2 separate regions of the Homo sapiens genome follow, and region 2 is linked to region 1. The links are chromatin loops, found by intact Hi-C in ENCODE. Cell type or tissue: gastrocnemius medialis. All regions are shown on one strand. Links, peaks and the distances in the headings refer to the core of each region. The heading gives the core; the rest is flanking DNA.

Evidence for each region. Peaks named below come from ENCODE experiments on the same cell type or tissue, not always from the same donor. Only the 100,000 strongest peaks of a DNase experiment are listed, where the experiment ranks them.
Region 2: it touches region 1 in a loop (3-fold over the local background); 2 of 110 quality-filtered maps call a loop at or near these places.

What each region holds. Positions count from the first base shown.
Region 1 is chr3:176,944,671-176,960,734 of GRCh38, reverse strand. No RefSeq gene overlaps it. Among named protein-coding and RNA genes, the nearest start is that of TBL1XR1-AS1, 85 kb to the left of the region's middle. In gastrocnemius medialis, for the core only: no CTCF peak of the experiment used is centred there; DNase peaks (open chromatin) are centred at 6,854, 9,394 and 9,764; H3K27ac peaks cover 4,710 bases.
Region 2 is chr3:177,033,662-177,045,381 of GRCh38, reverse strand. It overlaps TBL1XR1 (TBL1X/Y related 1), which reads left to right. Exons shown (of 16, transcript NM_024665.7): 11 at 6,948-7,069; 12 at 7,210-7,284; 13 at 11,057-11,184. It overlaps TBL1XR1-AS1 (TBL1XR1 antisense RNA 1), which reads right to left and starts at 7,977. Exons shown (of 4, transcript NR_174966.1): 1 at 7,638-7,977; 2 at 6,932-7,020; 3 at 398-485. RefSeq lists a silencer at 3,512-3,756 and enhancers at 5,167-5,461, 6,803-8,002. In gastrocnemius medialis, for the core only: no CTCF peak of the experiment used is centred there; DNase peaks (open chromatin) are centred at 3,791 and 4,151; H3K27ac peaks cover 3,741 bases.

The sequences.
Region 1 (16,064 bases), core at 4,718-12,717:
CGTGGGACAGCTATGCAGTAGCTCCTCCAGGCGCAAAATTAATGTGCAGATTGAGCTTAATTTGAACATCTCTGACTGAATTAAGATTGCTTTTGTGTCTTTTTTATTTGTTCACTTAATTCAAAAATGGAATTTGGCATTAGTAAATTATCTTTCAGGGATTCTTTTAAGGAAAAATTATAAGAATATGAAATCATGTCTCAAAAACCTACAAGGAAATCTTTTCTCAGAGATTGTCCTCAGTAATAATATGTACAAAAATCATCTTTAATCAGGCTGCCATAAGTAAACTCAATGCCTTTTTAATACTATAGGGGCCTTGTTAATTCTTGAATTCTACTGTACTTAGTTAGTTATAATCTCTAGGGTTTTTTGACTCACATAGTTCTGCTGCTTGTCTTTTTAGGAAATGGCCACATAGAGACAGCTATGCCTTCTGATACTGTGGGTGACTGTATATGACTTTTCCATTTCTTTTCTCCGTTGGTGTTGCTATGAGTGTGCCTGACTTGATTGTAACAACGTTCGCCCCGCCCCCTTTCTCTTCCGTTGTCAATTATCTTCCTTGGGGGGAGCCTCCAGATGGAACAAGCCGGTTAGAGTAGTGTGTAAAGTGTATGCAGATCAAGTATGAGCGATGGCCTCGGGAGCTCTATCAGTCAGGATCAGGCTGGCCTGCACATCAGAGAAAAACCCATAGTAACACCCACTCAAACAATACGGATGTTTGCTTCTCACATAAGATACATGTGGAAGTAAGGCATTTAGGGCTGGCGTGGGGTGTTGACAGATTTTAAGTGTTTTTTTGGTTTGTTTTTTTGTTTTTGTTTTTGTTTTTGTTTTGAGACAGAGTCTTGCTCTCTTGCCCAGGCTGGAGTGCAGTGGCATGATCTCGGCTCACTACAACCTCTGCCTCCTGGGTTCAAGTGATTCTCCTGCCTCAGCCTCTTGAGTAGCTGGGATTATAGGCGTGCGCCAAAGCCACCATGTCCAGCTAATTTTTTTACTTTCAGTAGAGACGGGGTTTCACTATGTTGGCCAGGCTGGTCTCGAACTCCTGATCTTGTCATCTGCCCACGTTGGCCTCCCAAAGTGCTGGGATTACAGGCATGAGTCACTGTGTCTGGCCTTTTTTGTTTGTTTGTTTTTTGACTGAGTCTCACTCTATTGCCCAGGCTGGAATGCAATGGCACGATCTCGGCTCACAGCAACCTCTGCCTCCAAGATTCAAGCGATTCTCCTGCCTCAGCCTCCCGAATAGCTGGGATTACAGGCACGCCACCACGCCTGGCTAATTTTTGTATTTTTAGTAGAGACAGGGTTTCACCATATTGGCCAGGCTGGTCTCAAACTCCTGACCTCAGGTGATCTGCCCACCTTGGCCTCTCAAAGTGCTAGGATTACAGGTGTCAGCCACCGTGCCTGACTAGATTTTTATGTTTTAAAGACGGCTGTAACAATATCTTCTGCTTTTCCTGAACCACGATCTTGCCATTCCCTGTCCTCCCTTTTCCCAGAAGTGAGTCTGAGACCTCATCCTTGAACCTGTCTTTGGAGAGCAGATCACAAAGGGCTTTAAGTGGCAGCTAGATTCCAAGATCAGAAACAAGCAGATGTTGTAAGGCATCTGAGGAAGTCCAGGCCACATTGGGAAGCCAAGTGTTCCGACTTAGAGCAGCAATTGAGATCCCAGTCATATAATAAGCATTAACCTCTGCATATGTGAGTGAGGAAGTCTTCAGATGACTCCAGCCCCATGTGAGAAGCCCTGAGCAAGAGCTCCCTAGACAACACTTGGAATTATGAGAGAGAATTACAGTAAATGATTGCTATTGTTTTATGCCACTACATTTTAGGTGGTTTGTTAATCAGAAATATAAGATTGGAATAGGGACTCAAGAAATTTATCAGTGACCCAGGCTCCTTCCAGCTGTCTGCTCTGTTATCTCTGGCATGAAACTTTCATCGTCATGTTTTAAGGTGCTGCTGGTGCTCCAGCCACCACATCTGCATTCCAAGCAGCAGAATGGAATTATGAAAGAAGAAGAGTGTACTTCCTCACTTTTACGGAAACTTCCTGAAGTCCTATATAACATTTCTAGAATTTAGTGGCCAGGATTTAGTCACATGGTCACTCAGCAGCAGGGGATAATGAAAAATGGATCTTTTATTTTGGGCCATAATGTACCCAACTACAAACTGAGCTGTTTGAGGAGGAAAAGAAGCACAGCTATTGGATTAGACAACTGTTAGTTTCTGCATTGAGGGCTTTCTCAGGAGCCAAGGGCATGAGCTTTAGTGCACAGAATCCAGCACTATTTTACTGCGTTCTTGATATCTGCAGATAATGGTTAGATGACTTTTATGTGCAGTTTTTATTGTAACTGGAATTTCAGTCTTCTCATTCTGGTATTTCTGGGTTGGTATGGTAATTAAAAAGCAATGCCTGATAACGCTCCTCAAAACTTCCTATGAAAATAGCCACAAATGACTACAAAAATGTTAGCACAAAAGCTATAAACCAAGGAGGAAACAGAGTTGAATCTATACAGACTGTATTTTTACTGAAACATGGTTGGGGTTAGATTTTGAAAAGCACTCTATGGCTTTATATCCTCCACTCACTGAACCAGAATATTATAGAGCGAGAAAACGGTGACTAAGGTCAATGTTCACCTTTAAACCTGGGACTCTGAGACCTCTCCAGTCAATGAATCAGGTAACTGGCTTTTATTTGCAAGACAATTATCTGCTGAACCAGTAATAATTATACTATGTTCCCTAGATCTTCCATCCTCCCCCCATGACTTTTTCCCTCTGACATCCATTGAGAGGCCCATGTCCAGAGCATAACTTCTGGGATTCAATGTGGCTGGCATAATAAGGGAGAGGACAGGGCCAGGAGCAGTGGCTCACGCCTGTAATCACAGCACTCTGGGAGGCCGAGGTGAGTGGATCACGAGGTCAGGAGTTCGAGACCAGCCTGGTCAACATGGTGAAACCCCATCTCTACTAAAAATACAAAAATTAGCTGGGCGTGGTGATGGGTGCCTGTAGTCCCAGCTACTCAGGAGGCTGAGGCAGGAGAATTCCTTGAACCCGGGAGGTGGAGGTTGCAGTGAGCTGAGATTGTGCCACTGCGCTTCAGCCTGGGCGACAGAGCAAGACTCCGTCTTAGGAAAACAACAATTAAAAAAAAGAAAAAAAGAAGAGAGAGGACGGGTCATGAGCAGGTGCATCCTGGGATGCCTCATTACTTTAGGAAAGGCCCTTATAGGCAGAGCTGAGAACAGGAAGAGAGGCCAGACCAGAGAGAGCTGAGATGTGTGGTGGGTGGTGGGCCTGGCTCTTTATGAACAACTCTTTGCTGAAAAACTCAGAATGCATCTGGAAGAGTCCCCCAGATTAATGCCTGGAGATGCTACTGTAGGATGAGAAGCTGGGCTTACTAACCTTATCTCTAGGTCTAGACCAGTAGAGGAAAGTATCTAGTCCCACAGTGCTCAGGAAGGTGATAAAGGACCCCCTCAACTTCCCCGACTCAGTGTGCAGAGAGGCAGAGAGAGCTCATCTTATTCAGAGAGCAGTAGACAAACAAAATTCCCCTAAACTTAATCAGATGGAAAAAATTTACAAACAAAAACCTTACCCAACTGATATCAAATATTTATTTATTTCTTAAAGGATAAAGATAAAGAAAAAGAAGCCTTATGAGTGCTTCTCAAGGCCATTAAAGTTTCTGTGTAATCTGTTGCCATCCCACAAGTACACCTACAGGCTTGTGTGATGAGAACTGATGTTCAGTATGAGAACTCACAGACACTGCAAGATTTTCAATCATCAAATATTCAATTATGTTCTCTGTGTTCTGTTTACTAAAGCAGGGAAGCAGACATATAAAAAATGATTTTCCGTAATAGGAATTGGTTTTAGTTTCACAGACACTGTACCCTCCTGGTTGTATTTGTTTGCTAGTGTAATTTAAACCCTTACCAGCCAGCATCTAGGACGATGTAGAAAATATTGAACATTTGCTTTTAGGTGATCTGAAAACAGAATAACATAAAATGAGTATTTTATTTTTAACCACTCTCTCTACAGTCTCTACTTCTAGCCTTACAATCATCCATCCATCCATCCACTTATTGTTATTGCGTGCACTAGCTTTTAACATAGATCAATAGAAATTAACTGTGATAGAATTTACTGCATTACTATTCACTTTATGTGTAACATTCAAACATTTCTACTTAACGATGATAAGAAGGGTGATGAAGTTGATACTTACCATTTGCTAGATATGGTCCTAGATGGTTTACATGCTTATGTGCTTTTAATCCTAATAGAACTATGAAGTAGGTATTATTAATTGCCCTCATTTGATAAGTAAGGAGAGGTGAAGTTACTGAAATGAGGCCCTGGAGTCAAGAAGGGGTGGAACTGGGACTTGAACACAGGACTGTGACTTTAGGGACTACTCCCTTTTCTACATACTAGCTATAATCCTTCAGTTTTGAAAATTTTTAGTTAATAATTACAGTTAGTGTGCATATTATACTTTATGATTTGTAAAGGATGTATCATCTGCATCTGCTTCTCTCGCCATCCCCAGGACTAGGTATTAGTGGTCTTGGCCTCATACATAGGTATCCTCATGTCAAATCTAGTGCTCTTTCTACTGTGGGAAATCATAGCAAATGCTGTTAGACCTCACCCTATCCATTCAAGTCTTACCATTTCATCATAGACCAGCTGAAGTCAACTGCCAATCTCACTTCCCATTCACTGAAAGCTTTTCCTGGCTCCTGGAGCCAATCTACCTATATGCTCAGCAGACCTAAATTGCCAGGTTATTATTATTATTATTTTTTGAGATGGAGTCTCACTCTGTCACCAGGCTGGAGTGCAGTGGCGTGATCTCGGCTCACTGCAACCTCCACCTCTCAGGTTCAAGCGATTCTCCTGCCTCAGCCTCCTGAGTAGCTGGGACTACAGGCGCCTGCCACCACACCCAGCTGATTTTTGTATTTTTAGTAGAGACGGGGTTTCACCATGTTGGCTAGGATGGTCTCTTGACTTTGTGATCTGCCCTCCTTGGCCTCCCAAAGTGCTGGGATTACAGGCGTGAGGCTCCGTGCCTGGCCAAATTGCCAGGTTATTAACACCTTCCTGTTTTCCCCTACAGCACCCCTCTACCAATCACTAATGGCTGTTGGTGTATACATACCCTAGATCCCTCACCCTGGGTGGGATCATTCTGACTGTGTGTTCTTCACCTAGATTTTTCTCCCTAGCAGCATTAAGACCCAATTTCTCAACTATTGCATGGACAGAAAACCAAACACCGCATGTTCTCACTCATAGGCAGGAATTGAACAATGAGAACACTTGGACACAGGATGGGGAACATCACACACCGGGGCCTGTGGTGGAGTGGGGGGAGGGGGGAGGGATAGCATTAGGAGATATACCTAATGTAAATGACGAGTTAATGGGTGCAGCACACCAACAAGTCACATGTATACCTATGTAACAAACCTGCACGTTGTGCATATGTACCCTAGAACTTAAAGTATAATACAAAAAATAAAAATAAAAAAAAGATCCAATTGCTCATAGGGGTAACCCACTTGATGACGCATCCTATATTATCTGTCTTCTCCTCCCGGTCTCAGGTCCCCATGCCCCTACTCATGTTTTCCTTCACCTATCAAATAAATTACTTGCACTCAAATTCCTTGTCTCAAGCTCTGCTTATGGAAGAATCCAAACAAAGATGACTGTATTGTGTGACAGTCCCTTATATGCTTTACCTGATACTTCAGGGCTCTGCTGTTTTCTCTCTTTTCTCCCGAACCACACTGAAAGCAGTATGAATATACAGCTTTTCCTTCATGATCCCTAGGCTTTTGTGTGTTTTGGATTCCAGTGGGATGTTAATGAGATTGACCAGCCCATTCCATGGTCTACTGTGAGAGACCTCTGGGGCCAGGGCTGGGCTCATGATTCAAAACTACTCTGGATTTTGGTGTACTCATGTGGCCCTTACCAATGAATCATTCATTCTGACTCTGAATTGCATGCTCTCTTGAGATACTTGACTGTCTCTTTGAGTGTAGGTTTGGTTACCCATTCAAACTGGTGGCTGTCTTGAAAGCAGCAGCTGTCTCACCTTGATTTCTCCTGGTGCTGCACGCTTTGCAGGTACTTCTCATTTGCTTGTGTTCTGAAGTATATATACTGTTTTCGATTTGTAAATTATTCTACATACGCAATGTGTTTCCCTTTAATATCTATGTCACAGCTGGAATAGTTGTTTATTTATTACATTAAAAAAGTTAGGTTGAATTTCTTTAATTCCAACTTTGTGTTAGAACTAAATTCAGATTGAAGTTTATCTTGACACTACTTAGGGAAGAAGACGGCCTGTTAAATTACCATTGGCATAAACTAGCTCGTCTAGGAAAGATTTATGTACTTAAGAGCTTTTCTTTTATTGCTTAAGCTGCTCTTGCACATTTACAAGGTGAGCAGATCAGAGACTTACACTTTGTTACAGTAATTACAAATCATTCTTTTCTATCTCTAACCCAGAACTTTTACCAGGTGACATTGGTGTTTGAATGAATGAACATAGGAGGATTCATTCACTGGCTGGGGTGTACGAAGCATCTCTGCAGTCCCTTCGGTGTCACCCTGGGCTGCCCTACTGGAATCTGGACTCTGTCTTGTCATTTTATCTGTGTGTTCTCAGAGAAGAAGGGAGTACTGGTTAAGCATGAAACTTCCCATCACACCCATGGGTGGTGTAATAGACACTTTCTGGGTGGCTGCCCAGCTCACAGTAATTCAACCTGCCCTGACCCACAGACATGGACTCCCAGCGGCTGTGTCTGGTCCAATATGACCTTGTTTACTTGGCAGTGGCTAAATTTGTTCAGTGGTATCCTATGAATGTAAACTGGGCCACTTACATCTCTCTCCTGGGAATTTTGGAATTTTGAGCTAAAAGCATTGGACCAGGGAGTCATAAAGATTGAGGGGTGTTAATTCTAACATTCCAGAGGAGTAGTTCTCAATCCCTGGCTATGCATTAAAATCAGCTGGAAAGCTTTTAAAATATACTTATTCAAGGGCCCTACCCCTTGAGATTCTGATGTAATTTGTCTGAGTGGAGTCAGTGCATTACTTTTTTCTTTTTTTTTACAGTTACCCGTGTGATTCTATTATGTAATCAAGGTTGAAAATCAATGCTCTACAGGAAATTACCCTTCAAGCCCCTAGAGCTTTACGAACTCCTTCCAGTGTCCTTCCAGTAAATTCATTCTCCCCCTTTCTCCTCTCGTATCTCTCTGAATCTAGCCAGAGTTTGTATTTATTCCTTATTACTAGAAGAACCTTAATACTGATGATGTTGGTGTCAGGATTATCATCTTTGGAATTCTTTGTGTTTATGGAAGCATGCTGATTAGCCACATGACTCTCCGTTTTGCTATTATGCATCTAAGTTTTTAAAAATTGCTATCTGGGCCAGGCATGGTGGCTCATACCTGTAATCCCAGCACTTTGGGAAGCTGAGGCAGGCAGATCACTTGAGGTAAGGAGTTCAAGACCAGCCTGGCCAACATGGTGAAACCCTGTCTTTACCAAAAATAAAAAAAATAGCCAGGCATGGTGGCATGTGTCTGTAATCCCAGCTGCTCGGGAGGCTGAGGCAGGAGAATCACCTGAACCTGGGAGGCAGAGGTTGCAGTGAGCCGAGATTGAGCCACTGTACTCCAGCCTGGGCAATAGAGCGAGACTCCGTCTCAAAATAAATAAATAAATAAACAAAATAAAATTGCTTTTTGGGGTTTTCCAATATTTTCCTTTTCTTAAAAAATTAATCAAGATATTTAATAGATGATAGTGCAAACTATAATTTCATTTGAATACAAATGTGTGCACATGTTTCCAACAAGTTATCTAGCAGTTACTACAAACAGCCTCAAGGACCTTAGAATTATATTTAAAAACTCTATGGCTGCAATTTAATTCTAACAATCTTACTTGCTCTCAAGAGAATATTGTCAATTTCAAATAAGAATCACAAACTCCGAAAGACCAGTGGAGTGGGAATGAGGAGTGGGCAAGAGAGGTACATACAGGGTTGAAGAGAAATACAACTCTTTAGGAAACCAAAATCAGATGTATTATTACAGCTAAGGACAAGGGAAGGTCTATGACTTTTAAAAAATGGCTTTTCTTCCAGTACCATACAAGTCTGACAGAGAAACGTGGAACAAGTTGCCTGTCTTAAAAGGACAGAGATGACATTTTCAGACACCTTCAAGTGCAAACAAGTGGCTCTTTCCATTGAGGATTCAGCAGTGAAGTTATGATATCTAGCCCAGAAGCTAAATGTTGGATTTGCAAATACAGTTTATTTTATATAATTCAACATCATAAACAGCAGGCATCTGCTGCTCTGCTTACTGCCCCCTGCCCCGGCCAGTTTTCCCCTCCCCTGTGCAGACTCTGTAGAGGAAGCAGTGATGCAGCCCTATGGCTTTGAAGTGAGATGAGTTCTTCTAATTCCGCTATGAGCTCATTCTTGTCAAACTCTTCCAGACCCTGCAGGTCTTGAAATCGTTGTTAAAATCTCCTCTGCAAGTTCTTGCTGGTCAGCAACATCCTGCATTAACTCCTCGACTCGACCCGTGGCGTCCTGGGGGTCAGGCCGCCCTCGTAAGCCTTACTCCCTCCCACCCCAAACAGCTTCCTGGATACCTGAACACTGATTTGGTTGCTGTTCCAGTGTCTGCTTCCAGACCCCTCCAATATTTCTTAAAGTATATTTCATTTCTTTAAGGTTTTCAGGGACCCATTTTCTTCCCTTATTTTTGCTCCATATTTTTATGCCTGCATAATTCTTGTCCTACTGGCCAGATTGTAGCTTTTGGGAGTGAACAGTAAGAATGGAATGCCTTGAATTTGCATTGGGCGAGCTGGAGATTAAATTTATTTTCTTTCCTCTATAAGGCCCCAATTTGTGTGTGTGTGTATTTTAGTAAGAATGCAGTGCCAGCCTCACACCTTAATGTACTGTAAAATGTCTCATTTACCTGTCCTCTTTTTTTGGCTGTTTTTCCTTTTCCTTTTTTACACCTGTTTGCTCCACATGATTCCAAAGAGATGAGAAACAATTTATTTGAGCTTTTGTGTTGCTTATTGTCAGTCTGAAAAACAATTGCCAATAAACTGTATTGATTCATATCATTAAACATACATGGACTCACACATACACACGCAATCAAATTTTAGTGTGACCAAATTGCAAAATATGTCTTCAGCATGGTTGCCTTGTCAGTGACCAGCTGAGACTGCTGATACAGGGCCCAGCATACGTATGCTCCTTGGCTGTACTGACCAGCTGGCATGTGGCACCATGCTGGCACAGGGTCCTGTCAGTCAGCCCCACAGGCATGCCATTCACCCAGAATTAGAACCAAAGGGAAGATCTTTTTTTTGTACACTGTTAGCAGAAGTGACCTTTCCCAATGGCTTAGAATAATTTTGTAAGTGCGAAGGAGAGCCATTTATTAGCATAAGTTCTTCAACAGCCTTATTTAAGGCTAGAACCCGGTGATTTTTAATTGCAAATATTGGCTGTGAATTGCTGGAAGGTGTAATAATGTTATTCCTGTTTTGAAATTCCATTACACAGGACTGAGTCAAAGAGCGTCTGTGAGTCACCTGAATTTCTCTCCTGGGCAGCCACACATTTGATTTTGAATCATTGTGCTGCCTTGGATCCAAGGAGAGGCCCACTGTTGTTTTCACCTCTAGCCCTTGTCATCCTCTCTAGTTCTGTTTTAATGATGAGGGATGGTAAACTGGGCTGGGAATCAAGAGATGAATATTTGGACTACATTTCTACCGCAATGAGTTGCATGACCTGTGATTAGATAGGCTGGGATTTAATGGTAATTCACTGAAAAATTGCCATACCAGTTATCACCATGTCACCCAAAGATGTCCAGGATTTAGGATTTATCATTCATTTAATAGTCACAACAAACAAAACAAAATACACTCAAGGCCAAATCCACATCTGGTTGGGAATCCTAGTATCTCTGTGGTGGGGGTAGGGTTAAACTGTTCCTGGCACATTTTTCTTTGCTTTCCTAACCTTGATTTCCTGCTTCTGTTAAATTCTTATTCCCTGTTTGCATCTCACCTCCTGGCCATTTTTTTTCCTTTTCTATTTTTGTCATTAATTCCATATATGGAAGACAACTTTGTCTTTAATTTTCCACCAATTTCTTTTACCCAAGACAGTGTATCTTGCAGATTTTTACTGAAAGTCTGGCATAAAGTGTGTGTATGTGTGTGGGCGGGTGGGTGGTGGTGCTAGAAGTTGAATTGCATATTCCCCTAACCCCAAATTCATGTGTTTATGTTTTAATCTTCAGTACCCCAGAATGAGACCGCATTGAGAGATAAGGGTCTTTAAAGAGGTAATTAAAGTTAAATGAAATAATTGAGATGGGCCCTAATTCAATATGACATGTGTCCTTATAAGAAGGGGAGATTTGGACATGGACACACAGAGAAAAAGAACATGTGGAGACCCAGGAAAAAGCCATCTCCAAGCCAAGGAGAGAGGTCCCAGAAGAAACCCACCTTGCCAACACCTTGATCTTAGGCTTCTGGACTCCAGATTTGTGTTGTTTAAGCCACTCAGTCTGTGGTAATCTGTTATGGCAGCTCTAGCTGACTAATACAGCAGGGAGATCTCAGAATAGAACACTGCATGGGAAACAATTTAAAATGGAAGAGTAGCCATCTTTATTTTAAAGATCTCTGGGCTTCTCTCACCAATGAAAATTTCTCGTGGCCAGTTTTTCTTTTTAAGATCTGGTCTTTTTTTTTTTTTTTTTTCCATGTTGTCAATGTCTTTCTTTTCCTTATGCCTTATCTCTCCCCCATTTTACCTCTAAGGAGGAAGAACTCTGACATATGTCAAGGAGGAATGGGATTTTTTGGGAAACACATAGCTAGATGGGGGAAATTGAGGAGTTCAGACACATGCTTGGGGGTCAGACAGGACTGGCAGTTCACATCCTGGCTCTACTACCTCCCAGCTGTGGATTTGGGATCGATTACTGAACCTTTCCATTATTCTGCTCCTTATCCGTAAGTTGACGATTGTGTTGGCACTTACCTGACCGTAAAACAGTGCATGTAGAACACGTAGCAGAGTGCTGAGCTCAACAAATACAAACTGCTATCATTAAGTCACCATCCCACCAAGGGGTGCATTCATGGGTGGAGAAAAAGGATGATAAATTGATGAAGGTGCCCAACCAGCCCATGTGTAAATACGAAACATGATCACATTTCCTCGAATATACCAATGGGGAAGGCAGACCCTTCTCTTTGAGTGAATGCCGTCTCTTTCTCTTTCTTTTAAACGAGGTCTGCTGTCTTCACTTCTTGGTATGCCTCCTGTTCAGGTGCCATCAGGTTCTTTGAGGGCCTTGTAACACCAAGGTGAGCCAAGACAAAGGAGCCATTGAATGAATGTCTTAAGTTTGCCTACAGAACAGATCAAGATGTCCTTTTGTCTCACAGATGCTCCACCCAGCTTACAAGGTAGAAGAAGAGAAAGGAGTTTGGGGCAGATATTTTAGTTAATAATAAATAATGTTTGTGTGTATATGCGTGCATATTTTAGATGACCTGGTGTGGCTGTAAACAGTGGGATAAGATTCAAGAATACGGAAATCTGACCCTTGTCACTTTTACCACAACCAAAGTAAAACAACCTTTGTTGTTGTTATTTGGGCATAAGTAGAAACAGCTTATTCTAACTACACTGCTGGCATCAGCTCATTTCAAGACAGACCAGCATGGCTGGGCGCAGTGGCTCACACCTGTAATCCCAGCACTTTGGGAGGCCGAGGCGGGTGGATCACCTGAGGTCAGGAGTTCTAGACCAGCCTGGCCAACATGGTGAAACCCCATCTCTCCCATCTCTACTAAAAATACAAAAATTAGCCAGGCTTGGTGGCAGGTGCCTGTAATCCCAGCTACTCAGGGGCGCTGAAGCAGAAGAACTGCCTGAACCCAGGAGGCAGAGGTTGCAGTGAGCCGAGATCGCGCCATTGCACTCCAGCCTAGGGAACAAGAGCAAAACTTAGTCTCAGAAAAAAAAAAAAAAAAAAATACAGGCCAGCCTGTATCATTGCAACCCCCTTGGCTGGGTTAGCCTCATTTGTGACTCGAGAATCATGGGTAAAACTATCAAAGAGAAGCCAGCAGCCAGAGTCACCTCCCTTAAAGATGTGCAATCCAAGAAGATGACACCTCAATTACCTAGGGCAAGAGAATTCCCAAGTTACACCAGTCTACGGCCATTAGGGATGTAAGTTGTGCAACAATGTCAATAAATTCTGGCATTTAATCTTGATTTCATCTCCTTTGAAAGCTTTCCCTTTTATATGTAGTTAATAAAAGGCATTGAGGAGAAAATGCCATTCAGGCCTTGACTTTTTGCCTAATGCTAATCCTTACAAGTTCTCACACAGAGCTTTTAGGGGGTAGTTATTAATTACACACATTATAGATTATACAATCAATATGCCTGAATTCATCTAAATTATCCCATAATCTGATCACAGAGTAACTCAGTTAACAGGGCAGAAATAACTTTTAAATGATGTCTAATTACCACCCTAACCACCAGATGTCAGTTTTTAAATGCAGGTCACAGATCAAAAGGCTTTTTTTTTTCCTTTTTCTTTTTTTTTTTTTTTTTTTACAATTGTAGGGGAGGGAATGGTGCCTGGTGAAGGAAGTTCAGCAGTCATGGTACATGACTTCCTGGGGAGTATGCTGGGGAACTACAGCAGAGTGGCAGGACCTTCATTTTGGTTTGAACAAGGCAGACTAGAGGATGGAGTTTGTGTACTTCATATAATAGTCATACTCTGGGGTGACACTGACCGGTGTATGCCTGGGCCCCAGAAACCGTTATAAGAGTTCCTAATATATGCTGGGTTGAATTGAATATCCCATGGAAGTGCTGCTTTACAGGTGATGGAAGTGGAGGCGTGGTGTCTGTGTAGATGAGCAAGGTTTCCCCTGCCTCTCTCTATCTCTTTCTTTCAGCAGTATGATCACACACAGAATAGCAAGTAACCCAGGGACTTTCTCACTTTCCAACAGAGTCCCTCAATCCAATTACAAAATAAAATTCTAAAAGCTGACTCTGTGTTATTATTTCTCAAATATGTCCAGATATTAACATTTCAGTGGCTAACAGGTAATGCTATCTTTTTCTTTTTCTTTTTCTTTTTGAAACAGGGTCTTACTCTGTCACCCAGGCTGGAGTGCAGTGGCACAGGAACATGGCTTCCTGCAGCCTCGACCCCTGGCTAACAGGTAATGCTATCTTTTTCTTTTTCTTTTTCTTTTTGAAACAGGGTCTTACTCTGTCACCCAGGCTGGAGTGCAGTGGCACAGGAACATGGCTTCCTGCAGCCTCGACCCCTCTGGGATCAAGCGATACTCCTGCCTTAGCCTCCTGAATAGCTGGGACCACAGTCACACTACGCTGTCCAGCTAATTTTTTGTAGAGATGGGGGTCTCACCATGTTGTCCAGGCTGGTCTCGGTGTCCTGGGCTCGAGTGATCAGCATGCATCAGCCTCCTAAAGTGCTGGGATTACAGGCATGAGCCACCACACCTGGCCTATCATTTTCACTGTCATAATTCTGATAAGTAGATAATCTACTTTGTGAAAGTACCTCCTTCCCCAACCCCTCTGTTGGATCGATAAAGCTATTGTCGTTTGCATGAAAAAAGGTGTAGCCTTGCCATAAACATTTTGTTTTGCTAAGTAGGCCCTCATGGATAAACGGATGTGTAGCCTGACTTTCAGGCTCACTGGGATGTTTTGAAAAGCCACTACATTTCAAAGATGCAGAGTAGTGTGGTGAACAAAGGTATGTGTGGTTTTTGAAGTTGCAGGGAACTGTGTTTTAGTCACAGATTTACTACTAGTAGTACCATTACTACTACTACTACTACTAATTATTATTATTTACCTTGGGCAAAGTGAGTTGAGGGTAACGTGTAGATTATAACACCTGTTTCCTAGAGTTACTGTGAAGATTATATGAAATATTGCCGCTAAAGTGCTGGCACTTGGTAGGTCACGTGTTGAATTGCCGTTAAGGGAACGCTGCTGAAACTCCCTTTACTTGTGAGATTTAAAAAAACTGGCTGAAATCAGTTGGAAGCCATATGGCCAGCCCGAGTCTGTACAGAATGAGCTTGCTGACGTCACAGCCCGAATTTCCACCATGTTTCATACTAATTCCCCCTGAATTTGCACATGTGTTCCACGAGGTAGCATGAAGAGATAACTGTGCATGCCCGAGGACTTTCTAGACCTCTCCTTTCCTTCCACCATCACCTAGTAATCTCAGAACCCATCCCCTGAAACTTTTCTAATGAAATGACTGCCTTAGAGCCAGCAAGGAGAGACAGATTTGAACTGCACTCTTGTCTCCTTGTTGGTTGACCTACAATAAAAACTTTTATTTTCTCAAAAACCCAGTACCGTAGTATTCATTTCTAGTGCATCAGGCAGCAAGCCCCTTTTGCTCGGTAATAACAGGTACTTGCAGCTATCACACCATCAAGCATCACCATCAACATTGTCCACCATCCAATCAATCTTGTCTTCTCAGTCCCATGAGCAAATTAAATCAATTCCTGAATCACTCCTTCCTCATTCTGTTTCATCTTTTAAACCAGCAGTCCCCAAACTTTTGGGCACCAGGGACTGGCTTCATGGAAGACAATTTTTTCCATGGATGGGGGGTGGGTTGTGGGGAAGGGATGGTTTTGGAATGAAACTGTTCCCCCTGAGATCATCAGGCATTAGTTAGATTCTCATAAGGAGCGGGCAACCAAAATCCCTCGCATGTGCAGTTCACAGTAGGGTTCGCGCACCTGTGAGAATCTAATGCCACTGCTGGTCCGACAGGTGTTGGAGCTCAGGTGGTAAGGCTGGCTGGCTCACCTGCTGCTCCTCTCCTGCTGTGTGGCCCGGTTCCTAACAGGCCAGTTCCTAACAGGGCCTGGGCCTGCTGTACAGGGGTTTGGGGATCCCTGTTCTAAGCCACACATGTTCTTCTAGCTATAGAAGAACCTCACCCTTACTGCAGGAATACGCCTCTGTTCCACTTTATGGTTGCTTAGCAACTGTGCTGTTTCTTTCTTTCTTTTCTTTTCTTTTGAGATGGAGTCTCGCTCTGTCACCTGGGCTGGAATGCAGTGGAGTGATCTCGGCTCACTGCAGCCTCCACCTCCCAGGTTCAAGCAATTCTCCTGCCTCAGCTTCCCTAACAGCTGGGAGTACAGGCGTGTGCCATCACATCCAACTAATTTTTGTATTTTTAGTAGAGACGGGGTTTCGTCATGTTGACCAGGCTGGTCTCGAAGTCTTGATCTCAGGTGATCCCCTACCCTCTGCCTCCCAGTGTTGGGATTACAGGCGTGAACCACCCAGCCCAGCTGTTTCTTTTTTTTAAAGCTCTGGGAAGTCTTTTATTTTATTTTATTATTTCAATAATTTTGGGGGGGAACATTATATTATTCTTTTTGTTGGTTTGTTTTTTGTTTTGAGACAGAGTCTCATTCTGTCACACCCAGGCTGGAGGGCAGTGGTGCAATCTGCTGCCTTCACCTCCCAGGTTCAAGAGATTTTCATGCCTCAGCCTCCCAAGTAGCTGGGATTACAGGTGTTCATCACCATGTCTGGCTACTTTTTGTATTTTTAGTAGACAGGGTTTCACAATGTTTTCCAGGCTGGTCTCAAACTCCTGGCCTCAAGTGATCCTCCCCACTAAGCCTCCCAAAGTGCTGGGATTACAGGCATGAGCCACCACACCAGCTGAGAGTCCATTATATCATTCTTATGCCTTTGCATGCTTATAGCTTAGCTCCCACTTATAAGTGAGGACATACAATGTTTGGCTTTCCATTTCTGAGTTACTTAGCACAATGGT
Region 2 (11,720 bases), core at 439-8,438, 89 kb before region 1:
TGAGTTTCCCGACTGCAGTAACTAAATGATGTTAAACTGGAACAAGATACCCAGTGGTTTTAGTACTACCTGATTTAGCTGTCTCTTTGATTTTGTTGTGCTAGAAAAAATTTCAGTTTGGAGACTGACTAAAATAACCCTGGTTATTCTCAAATCTTTGATGACATCCTTTTACAAACAGCGAGCCAGTGGCACAGCATCAACTTTAAAATGGAAATTTGCAACTTCAGGCATTTTGCTTTTTTTTCATTCTCTGTTTAGTGTGCCTAAACAAGCCAAAATAAGGTGCAAAATGATTTTTCTGTAGTATCTGAATAAGTTTGCAAACATCGTTAAACAATTCAACTTGATTAAAGCTCACCACTTAATAAGCATTTACACATACATTTTTGTTCACCTGTTGTGCTTCCTTTTCATCTTTGCTTCTAGTTTTCAGAATTCTCTCAGGCTTCTTGGCTGTTAATCATACTAATTTCTCGTACATCCTAGGAGTAATGTAAAGTTGAAGTAAGTATGTTTATGGTACTATTGCTAGGTACCATATGATTAGTACCAACTCTGTGTTGGAGATGGTGCTCTTTCTGTCCCCTTTAGTCCTGACTACAACCTGATGAGGTACATAGTATCAAAGTATTTTTACGAATAAATAAGCTTCAGTTTACCCATCGTATTCTTTCTTACCATACTTTTGTTTTTAAGACAATTTTATTGAGGTACAGTTGACATAAAATGAACTGTATGTATTTTACTTGAACCATTTGATATATTTTGACATATGTATACACCATTGAAACTATTACCGCACTCAGGATAATGAATACATCTGTTACCTTCAGACGTTTCTTCTTGCCCCTTAGTGATATCTCTCTCCCATCCCCAGAGATTAGATTACATTGTATGATTGGGATCATACAGTATATACTCTTTTTTGGTCTGTCTTCATTCTGCATAATTTTTAATTCCTGCAATATACAAAATATATCTTATTCAACTGTTATCAGTAAGTCTTCTAATCAGCAGCTGGCTATTAGTTGGTAAGATTTTGGGGAGTCAAAAGCTATGTGCAGATTTCCAACTGCACAGGGGGTTGGTGCTCCTAACCCTCACATTGTTCAAAGATTAACCATATCATATGTTCAAAAAGCTAAGTAGAGACACAGAAGATATGTTATTAAACTTCTAGAGATGAAGTTATGTTATTAAACAACATGTGAGATGAAAAGTGCACTGGTTAGGATAAACCACAGATTCGATGCTGCGGGAAGAAATGATTTATGACCTTGGAGGCAGCATAGAATCTATCCAAAAACGCAGAGAACATAGACTGGAAAAGAGGGTGTGGTGACAGAGCATCAGTGAGTTGTGATAAAACTTTGGGCAGACTAATACCTACATAGTTAGAATCTTAGGTAAAAAGGTAGGGGAGGGAAGAGGGGCAGAAAATAAGATTATTTAGCCCATTTAAAATTATCACCTCAAGGTAGATGGTGACAAGTTAAAGGTGTGCACTATAAATCCAAAAACACTACTAAAAATAATTACAGTTAAGAACCCATCAAAGGAGAAGAAAATGTAATCATAAAAAATATCCAATTAATCCAAATGAAGGTAGAAATACAAAAAGGGGAAAGAACAGAAGAGATAAACAGAAGTACAGTAAATTTAAATGTAACCATATGACAAAGCAAAATAAGTGTAAATGGCCTAAATATTAAAAGGCAGAGATTGTGAGACTGAATCAACAAGCAAGACTCAACTATATACTGCCTATGTAAAATATACTTCAAATACAAAAATATCAATAGGCTGAAAATAAAATGATGTAAAAATAAATACCATGCTATCACTAATCAAGTGTACATTTATACATTTCAAGTGTATAAGTATGCATTTCAGCAAGAGACAGCTGAAATGGCTACATTAATATAAGACAAACTAGATTTCAAAGCTCAGAAGATTTACAGGGAAAAAGGAGGTTATTAATACAAGATAAACAGTCAATTCAACAAAACATTTTAAAATGATAATGCATTTAATAACACTGTTTCAAAACATATGAAGCAAAAACTGATGGAACTTCAAAGGAAATAGAAATTATTGTGCTTCCAATTGTTGAAGACTTTAGTATTCTTCTCTCAATAATTGATGGACTGAGAAGATGGGAAGAGGGAAGTAAGGCTATAAACGATTTGAAGATTATCCGATAACTTGACCTAAATGACATTTATAGCAACAATGGAATTAAATTAGAAATCAGTATTAGAAAGCTCTCTGGAAGAGCCCAAGTACTCAGGAACCCACACTTCTAAATAACTCATGGGCCAAAGGAGAAATCAAAATTAAGTTAGAAAGTTTTATATTTGACTAGAGATTTTATAAGTTAATAATATACTGAAATCCATTGAATTGTATGCTTTAAACAGGTGAATTGGTATGTGAATTATATGTCAATAAAGGCTTTTTTTTTTAAAAATAAAGTCAGTAATAAATGCATCCTTCTTCGCTCATAGGTTCATTCCTTCTCTTTTAAAATTATGGAGGCTACATGGGTTAATGAAAGTAAATCAGAAGAGGGGTGGAGCAGACAAAAATGTTAACTTTAGCTCCAAGATTTTAAGAAATTATTTAACTGGGAAAATTAAGTTTTCATAGCCTCTTATGTGTAAAATGAGATGGGTATTAGTGAACACACTTCTCTCACTTGTCAGGTACATAAAATTTTTTTTTATGTTAGATATTTCTTTCTAAAGAACTTGTACTATCAAGACTCATTTTAAGAGTAAATATAAAATAAGGAGGTATGTGTTCTTTGATTACATCAATCTATAAGCACTGTATTTTATGAGGCAGGCATATCACAAAAGCGTTAATCACACAACCTACGTTGCAACATTTCCTACATCCCAACAATCTTGATTTGGTTATGTAGTTTGGTTTTGTTTTTCTTTTATGAACCTAATAGCGTGTTTGTTTTAATGCTACTTTTTGTTTATTTTAGCCTCCTCTCTAACATTTTGCAGGCTGCCCTGTATAAAATTAACACCTCTGGAACATCCTGACATATATTTGGCCTTGTGAATAACACTTTAATGTATCTTTAACTGTCTTCTAATTGGATTTTTCAGGCCTCCCTTCCCCATTTTTTTGCACTTGTTAACAATAGAAAGATTACTAACCAAAAAAATTAAAATTTTTAGAATTGTATTTTAAGTGATAATACTTAATGTCAAAATGAAAGTGCACAGTCAAAATGAAAGTGCACAGTAGTTACTGAATTAGGTTCCATGGAGGAAAACGACGTGTAAACTAGACACTCCAATAAAGGGAATTTAATACAAAGAAATATTTGCAGAGGTGTTGGGAAGAGTGAAAAACTAAGGAATAGGAGGTAACCAAGAGACTAATTGAAGGAAGTCTAAGACTCTAGAGGAGAAGGCAGGACCTGATTGTCCAGTGGGGACTGGGTTGTAGAGGATAGGCTGCCTGGCAATGCTCGACACCCAGCCTGAAATGATGGCAGTCGTGCTTGTCTTCTTACTACTCCTAACTTTGGACTCCTCACTTTGAACTCCTGACAGTGTCTTACATTGTATGAACCCATCTGGAAACCACTAGGCACAGGAACCCGGGACATAACTTACAATAGCCCTCCTGGGTTGCACATCCTAGCAGGGCAGAGTGCAGTAAGGAACGAATGAGAGTTGACTGCCAAATGAACAGGACAGTCATCCACATTGCTGTCAGAAATGGTGATACACACAAGTAGAGGCAGAGTTCACACATCATGCGGATAAAGTTGGCACATATTTTTGTTTACTAGTTGATTTAGGTTGGGTTTCTCCAAAAGGCAGGCCCTGTGCCAAACATTTGAGTGAAGTGACTTATTGTGGAAAACCTCTTAGGAGAAATAAGTGAAGAAATATGGGAAGCAGGATGGGGGGGAGGGAAGAAGCCAAGGAAGGAAGTGATTCTGGTGAAGAAAGGCCCAGTCTCAGCCTGGTGCAGAGGGGAGCTTGCACCTCAAAGTTTTTCTTACATTGAACCAAGGGTGCTAGGTCTTTAGATCTCTCCTCCCTCCCTCCTTCCCAAAAACATACACAACACCAGCTTGGATACAGAGCAGCAGAGCAAGGCAGTTCTGTGAAGTTTGTCCCTGGCAGCCCTTAGCAGTGAAGCACTCAGCTGGGAATTGGACACAGCACAGGCAAAAAGGCTTATGGGCAGGAAGAGCAAACACCAGCTAAAGCAGTGCTGCTTCATGACTAGAATAAAAATACAGCCTGCAACTTACTCAGCCTGACAACTCTGAGGTGTGATTTTTGACTATGTTTACTTTGTTGGGAATTCTCATAATTTGAAATTTTGTATAAAAGGTGAATTTATGTTAATAATTTTATATGGCACTTTGTTAAAAGGTTGATTGAGGGAGGATTAAATATTTTAAAAATATAGTTATTTGAAATTTCATGTAACCTCCATAGTAAGTTCCCATTAAATCTTTTCTTTCCAGTCTGTTTCCTTTATGAGCTTACTCTATCCAAGTGGTGTCCTGATACCTAGTTTTTCATTGTAGAAATATACCCAAAACTAATTATTTTAATGTCTGGTCATATTACTACAATTCGCTTCTTTGTTCTTTAGTACTTAGTACTTTTAGATTTGGGGCTTACCTGATTTGTCTTTAGCCAGGCAGTGAAATCAATTTCACTCTTTCCTGTTGTACTTTATCTTTTAAAAAAAAAAAATCTCAGTATAGTTCTGATTAAAATTTCCTTTCTGAGTCCTAAATGCTTTAAATCTTCTTTTCCCATTCTTTTTACTTCTCCTATCCATAGTTACAAGTTCTTACGCATGACATATCTCTTGGCTGATAAGTTTAACTGCTTAAGCACCTGTTTATGTTTCATTTTTAACATAGCCAGTTACTATTATGCTTGGATATACACAATGAGGGAGTTTGTGGCTTTGTTTTCCCTTTCCACAGACGTCTCTAATCTCCTTTATTAAATGCTTTGTATTTCTACTAATTAGTATACATAGCTAAACTTTTTGTTTTTGTTTTTTGAGACATAGTAGTCTTACTCTGTTGCCCAGACTGGAGTGCAGTGGTGCAATCACGGCTCACTGCAGCCTCGGCCTCCCCAGCTCAAGCAGTCCTCCTGCCTCAGCCTTCCAAGTAGCTGGGACTATAGGCATGGACCACTACACCTGGCTAATTTTTTATTTTTTAGAAATGAGGTCCCACTGTCTTGCCCAGGCTGGTCTCAAACACCTGGGCTCAAACAGTTCTCCTGCCTTTGCTACCAAAGCGCTGAGTCACACCTGGCCACACAGCTCAACTTTAACTCTCCTGTTTTTCCCCTTTAAGTTTTTTCTTTAAATTAGGGTTGACAAACTTTCACTAAAGGACTTGAAAGTATTTTAGACATTGTAGGCCATAAGATCTCAGTTGCCACTAATCAGCTCTGCCCTTGTAGTGAAAAAGCAGCCATAGGTAATATGCAACTTCATGCATTTGTCTGGGTTTCAATAAAACTCTTATTTATGGACACTGAACTTTAAATCTCATTTTTCCACATTTGTATGTCTTCCTTTGATCCCCTCCTCCCCCATTGCACTATAAAAGCCATTCTTGGCTTATGTGCCATAGTTTGTCAACCCCTGCTTTAAATGCAGTCTTTGATATGCTTCTGTTGCCTAACCCAGTTACTCACTATTATTACCATAATCTGTGTTGCTAATTACGGAGATCTTTTGCACCTTGCAGCAGGAGACAAGGATGTTCAATAATTTCAGAGCTAAACTCAAAGTATTAAATGCCAGCCTGCTTTGGGGCTTCAGAGATTTTTAAATTCATTGATTTTAAGGGGCATTTGATTTTAAGAGGTGTTTGACAAGAACAGATTTTAAGAGGTATTTGGCAAAAGTTGCTTAGAAGAAAATTATTTGCAAATCATATGCCGTATTCCATTTGTTAGTTGAGTAGATGATAATGGGAATGATACTTATTCAGCATAACATTTGTCTAACTCTTGTAATTGACAGAGTACTTCCACACACATGATCTCACCTGGTCTTCACCATGTGTACTAAGGATAAAGATAGTACAAGTTTAGTATCCCTTATCTAAGTGTTTGGGACCAGGATTGTGTTGCATTTTTTATTTTTATTTTTTTTCTGATTTCGGAATATTTGCATATACATAAGGCAATATCATGGGGATGGGACCCAAGTCTGAACATGAAATTAATTTATGTTTTACATATACCTTATAATATAGCCAGATGGCATCATTATACAGTATTTTTACTAGTTTTGTGCATGAAGTAAAGTTTGTATTAAGCATTTAATGTGTGGAATTTTCCACTTGTGGCATCATATTAGCATTCAAAAAGTTGCAGATTTTGGAGCATTGTGGATTTTGGATTTTCAGATTGGGGTGCTCAACTTGTGTGTTATCCTCACTCTTGTGTGTGAGGGTAACACTTGCATGTTACCCTTATCTAAAGAGGATATATCATAGAGGTTAAGTGACTTGCTTGTGTCCACTAATTATGCAGTGACAGAACCGAGGCTTCTTGTCCATTGAACACTCACAGATTTTAGAAATGAAAAGCATGATATCATCACATTTAATTTTATCATTTTATAAAAGAGAACCCAAGACCCACAGAGCCAGCTCTCAGGAACCTTCATCTCCCAGTTACTAGGCCAGTGTACTTTCTCTTAGGGTCTGTCTCACCTAGAAATAACTAAATTGAAATTTGTTAATATTGTTGTATATAGATACTTTTATTTTAATTTTTTCTTAATATCTTAAAAAGTATAAAGTAAAATGTTTAAGTGCCTGTTAGTATATTTTATTAGTCAACAATGGTTCAAAGCTAAAACTCTTGGATTTTAGTACATGTGGAATAAAAGCAAATCTAACCTTTGTTCCTTTGCAGCACCAGCATTGGATGTTGATTGGCAGAGCAACAACACCTTTGCTTCTTGTAGTACAGATATGTGCATTCATGTCTGTAAATTAGGACAAGACAGACCTATTAAAACATTCCAAGGACATACGGTAAGAAACCTTTTTTCCACATTAAAGTGGTCATGATTAACAAGTAATGTTTCAGAATAGTTTTAAAGTATGTATGTTTAATATTCAAGTAGCTACCCAGTCTATACAATGAAAATGTGAATATTTACTATTATTTTTAGAATGAAGTAAATGCTATCAAATGGGACCCAACTGGCAATCTCTTGGCCTCCTGTTCTGACGACATGACTTTAAAGGTAATTTGCTTAGTAGGGAGAAATGGGTTGGCGGTGTCACACAGTATGGTTGCTCTGGCCATTTTAAGACCATTTAGAATGTCTGTCTTACATGGAGTGTTTGTACCTGCATGAAAACTCCAACATTTTAAATGGCTAACCATTGTTTTTTAAATTTTATAGTTTCTTTTCTGAAATACATAAAACTATTTGAATGTAGCAAATTATATTAAAATGATGGCTTGTGATACAATGAGACATATGATACCCTATTAGTTAGGGCTCTCCAGAGAAACAGAACCAATAAGAAGATGGATGGATGGATGGATGGATGGATGGATGGATGAGAGATTTACTGTGAGAAATTGACTCACGTGATTATAGAGGCTGAGAAGTCCCACAGTCTGCTGTCTACAAGCTGGAGACCCATGAAAGATGGAGGTGTGGTTCCATTCCAGGGCCAGAGAAGGAGTGCCAATGGTGTAAGTCCCAGTCCAAGAGCAGAAGACCAATATACCAACTCAGCAGTCAGGCTGAGGCAGAGAATTCTTGCTTCCTTGGCGGTTTTGTTCTGTTTAGAGCCTCACTGGACTGAGTGATGCCCCCCCCGCCGCCCATTGGGGAGGGTGGCAGTCTGCTTTTCTCAGTCAGCTAAGTTAAATGCCTGTCTCAACTGGGAACACCCTCAGACACAGCCGGAAATAATGTCTCACCAAATATCTGTACCCTGTGACTCAGTCAAGAAGACAGATAAAATTAGACATCACCAATAGTAAGAAAGGTCATGCTATAAATTGTCTTCACCATTAGAAAGTCATATGTTGAGGCAATTAAAGTTTATTTGCAATTAAAGTTTATTTGCATATGTAAAGATTTGACTTAATAAGTACTCAAAATCTTTGTAGCATTCATGGATTTGATTGGAATTCTTTGCGTTGTATTAATTTGATTTTGCTGTGGTATGACTATGTATCACCATTGCTGGGAAACTGATACATAGCAGAGAATCTCTCAGTGAGCGAGCCTAGTTGACATACCAACATCCACATCTCAACATGGATCTCTGTTTTTCTTGTTGTATGACTAAAAGCAAAACTGCTGTCTCGCACCTAAGCACACCAGATTCCTCATTTGGGGAAAAAAGCATTTGGAGATAAAGAACAACGTAATACTTATTTCCAAAATAAATGAAGCTTTGAGCCCTCTCCTGCAACAGCTAACCCTCTACTGAAAACAGTTTTATCCTTGACTTTGCAGTACCAAGGACTGCAGATGTGATGACCGTTACAGATATGAAAATCATGAGGGAAAACTGATTTTCCTGCTACTATGAACAGATTAAATTTAACTTTGCGAAACTTGTGAGGTTTTCTCCTTTAAGTATCTGCTATGTTTTTAGACAGTTCTTCTTAAGTCTGGGCTCCCTTACAAAATTGCTAGTATTAATACTCTTCTTAATGCTTTCATCTTTGGCTTTTCCTTATGTGCACACGTATTAATGCTTATAACATGAAAAAAACTTCTTCTGGAACTGTGTGTGACACATATGAGGAAATGACAGAAGGGCAGTGTCCAGAGGGCCTTGTGCCACATATTGAGTTGAAGCTGGAGAGAGGTTAAAACTAGAAATTGTTAGAGAGCTTTTCTTCATCCTAAGAATGTTTAAATGTCACAAAGGATTTTAAAGCAAAAACTAGGATGGATGGATAATGTGTAATGGGCCGTTTTCTGAGAAGAGGGAATGCCAGATGGAATGAGAAGGTGACGCTGAGTCATGCGAATGGAGGAGATAGGTGGGACTGATGCTTAGAGAACTGTAAGCTCAAGATTAAAAACTGGGAATTCTCAGCAGATAGGTGGTCTTTAAAATCCTTGGGCATGGCCAGGCCTGGTGGTTCACTGTTGGGGTTCAATCAGGCTGGTGGGAAAAATATTAGAGATAGTTATAGAAATAGACACATATCTTCTTGGAAAACTGAGAAGTAACTTCAGTAATAGATCTGGCTGAACGCGGCCTGGTTCCTTTACCTTTAGTTAAACAAATTAAACTAGTAATAAAGGAAGGCAGGGTAGTTTACCTAGCTAGCTTGTTTACTCATATAATATTAAGACTAACCTTTGATGTGCCATGGGTGCTTAAGTGCTTTTTACTTGGGAAGTCCACAATGTCAGTTACCCTCTAATGGTGTTGACTCAAGCCTTTGTGAATTAATCTTACTGAATAAATTTGAGTCTCACTAGCGGATAGGGCCATGGTCGCAACTGTTTACAGAACTCTCCAGGGAGTCTGTAAATGGCTCGGACACCCTCAGCTGGACTGGCGAAACAGGATATCTGTGTGTTAGTGTACTTTATTCATCCATTGCTGGGTCAGGGTCTGCAGGCAGACACCCACAGCTAGTGCCCCCATGTTGCCACAGCTCATGCCTATAATTAAAGCACTTTGGGAGGCCGACGTGGGCAGTTCACTTGAGGTCAGGAGTTCAAGACCAGGCTGGTCAACATGGTGAAACCCCATCTCTGCTAAATATACCAAATTTAGCCGAGCGTGGCGGCAGGTGCCTATAATCCCAGCTACTCTGGAGGCTGAGGCAGGAGAATTGCGTGAACCCGGGGGACGGAGTTGCAGTGAGCCAAGATTGTGGTGCTGCACTCCAGCCTGGGCAAGAGAGTGAGACTTCATCTCCAAAAAAAAAAAAAAAAAATTGGGGCAGGGACAAAACTGTGTAGGTAGTACAGAGTAAGAAAAGAGGGGACCTAAAAAAGTGAGTCTTAGAAACTCTAACAATCACCAAATCAAGAGGGATGAGCTTTCCAAAGGAAACTGAGAAGGTGACTGAGAAAGTGGAAAAAGAAAGTATGTAGAGGAAACTTATTTCAAGGGAGGTAAGAGTTGAGAGTGGCCAACAGTATCAAATTCTATGAATTAGAAAGGTCTAATGAAATCAGTTCTGAAAACATGTCGTTCAGATTTATTTTACTTGGGGTTGTAAATACATAGGGCACCAAAAACACTCTGATGCTTCATTATCTTTTAATGGTTATGTCACGGAAATGTAAAGTTGAGCTGATTTTTTTCTTGGTTGGCCCTCCTTGGGTTTGGCATGTTGTATGTGTATGTGTTAAGGAGATAACTGCAGGACCTACCATGTCTTTATTGAGTGATTTTTTTTTTCCCAGAAATACTCTTCGTGTTGATTTCTATGAATTTTTGCTCAAAAATAATAGTCACTTGAAATCTATACACACAGGCATATTTTCATCTCAGGAAAGGCTTATTCTCTACTTTGACTACTTTTTTCTACTTTTTTTTTTTCCTACTTTTCATTTGAGCTTTATTTCCTATGCTACTTTTTACGGTTCTCTGTGAGTCCTCATTATTTATAAGTTGGTTATTTATTTTCAGTTCTCCATTGTAAAATTTTCCTGATTCTAAAATTCTAAGAGCAGTTTATTATGTAGATCTTTTGCTTAAGGGACAGTGTAAAAACTGTGCCTTCAACATTTTAGGATCGTTAACTAATCTCAGAACAACTATAGTTAATTCAGTCTTCAAACTTTGTAATAGTGAATATTTTTAAAGGGCTTAAAGCTAACTTTTTTTTTTAAACAGAGATGTAAATATTAAATATATCCTATTGCATTTCAGTTTCTTTGTAAATATTCTATCATCATTCTGGTTATATCACTCATGTTTTAGACTGTCCATATAATATTTTAAGTGTCAAAATAATATTTTAAATATACTCATTGTATGGAAAAATAATTGTATACATTTTTCTTTTTTGTTTAGATATGGAGTATGAAACAAGACAATTGTGTCCATGATTTGCAAGCACATAATAAAGAAATTTATACTATCAAATGGAGTCCAACAGGACCAGGGACTAATAATCCAAATGCCAACCTTATGTTAGCAAGGTGATACTTCTGTTTCATTTTTCCTTTTATGAGTCTTCTACAAATCAGACTTCCAATAGATATGACAGAAGTTTAGGGAAGATTTCATGAAGTGGAAACTTTTTTTTTTTTTTTTCCAATTTCAGTAGTTTTTGGTGTATAGGTGGTTTTTGGCTACAAGAATAAATTCTTTAGTGCTGATTTCTGTGCACTGGTTTTGCAAGCAGTGTAGTGTACCCAGTGTGTAGTCTTTTATTCCTCACCTCTCTTCTCAGCCTTCTCCCCACTCCCACCTCCAGTCCACAAAGTTCATTATATCATTCTTATACCTTTGTGTCCTCATAGCTTAGCTCCCACTTACAAGTCAGAACATGATATTTGGTTTTCCATTCCCGAGTTATTTCACTTAGCATGATGGCCTCCAGCTCTATCCAAGTCACTGCAAAGGACAATATTTTATTTCTTTTTATGGCTAAGTAGTATTCCATGGTGTATGTATACCACATTTTCTTTATCCACTTGTTAGCTGATGGGCACTTACGTCGGTTCCTTAAGGG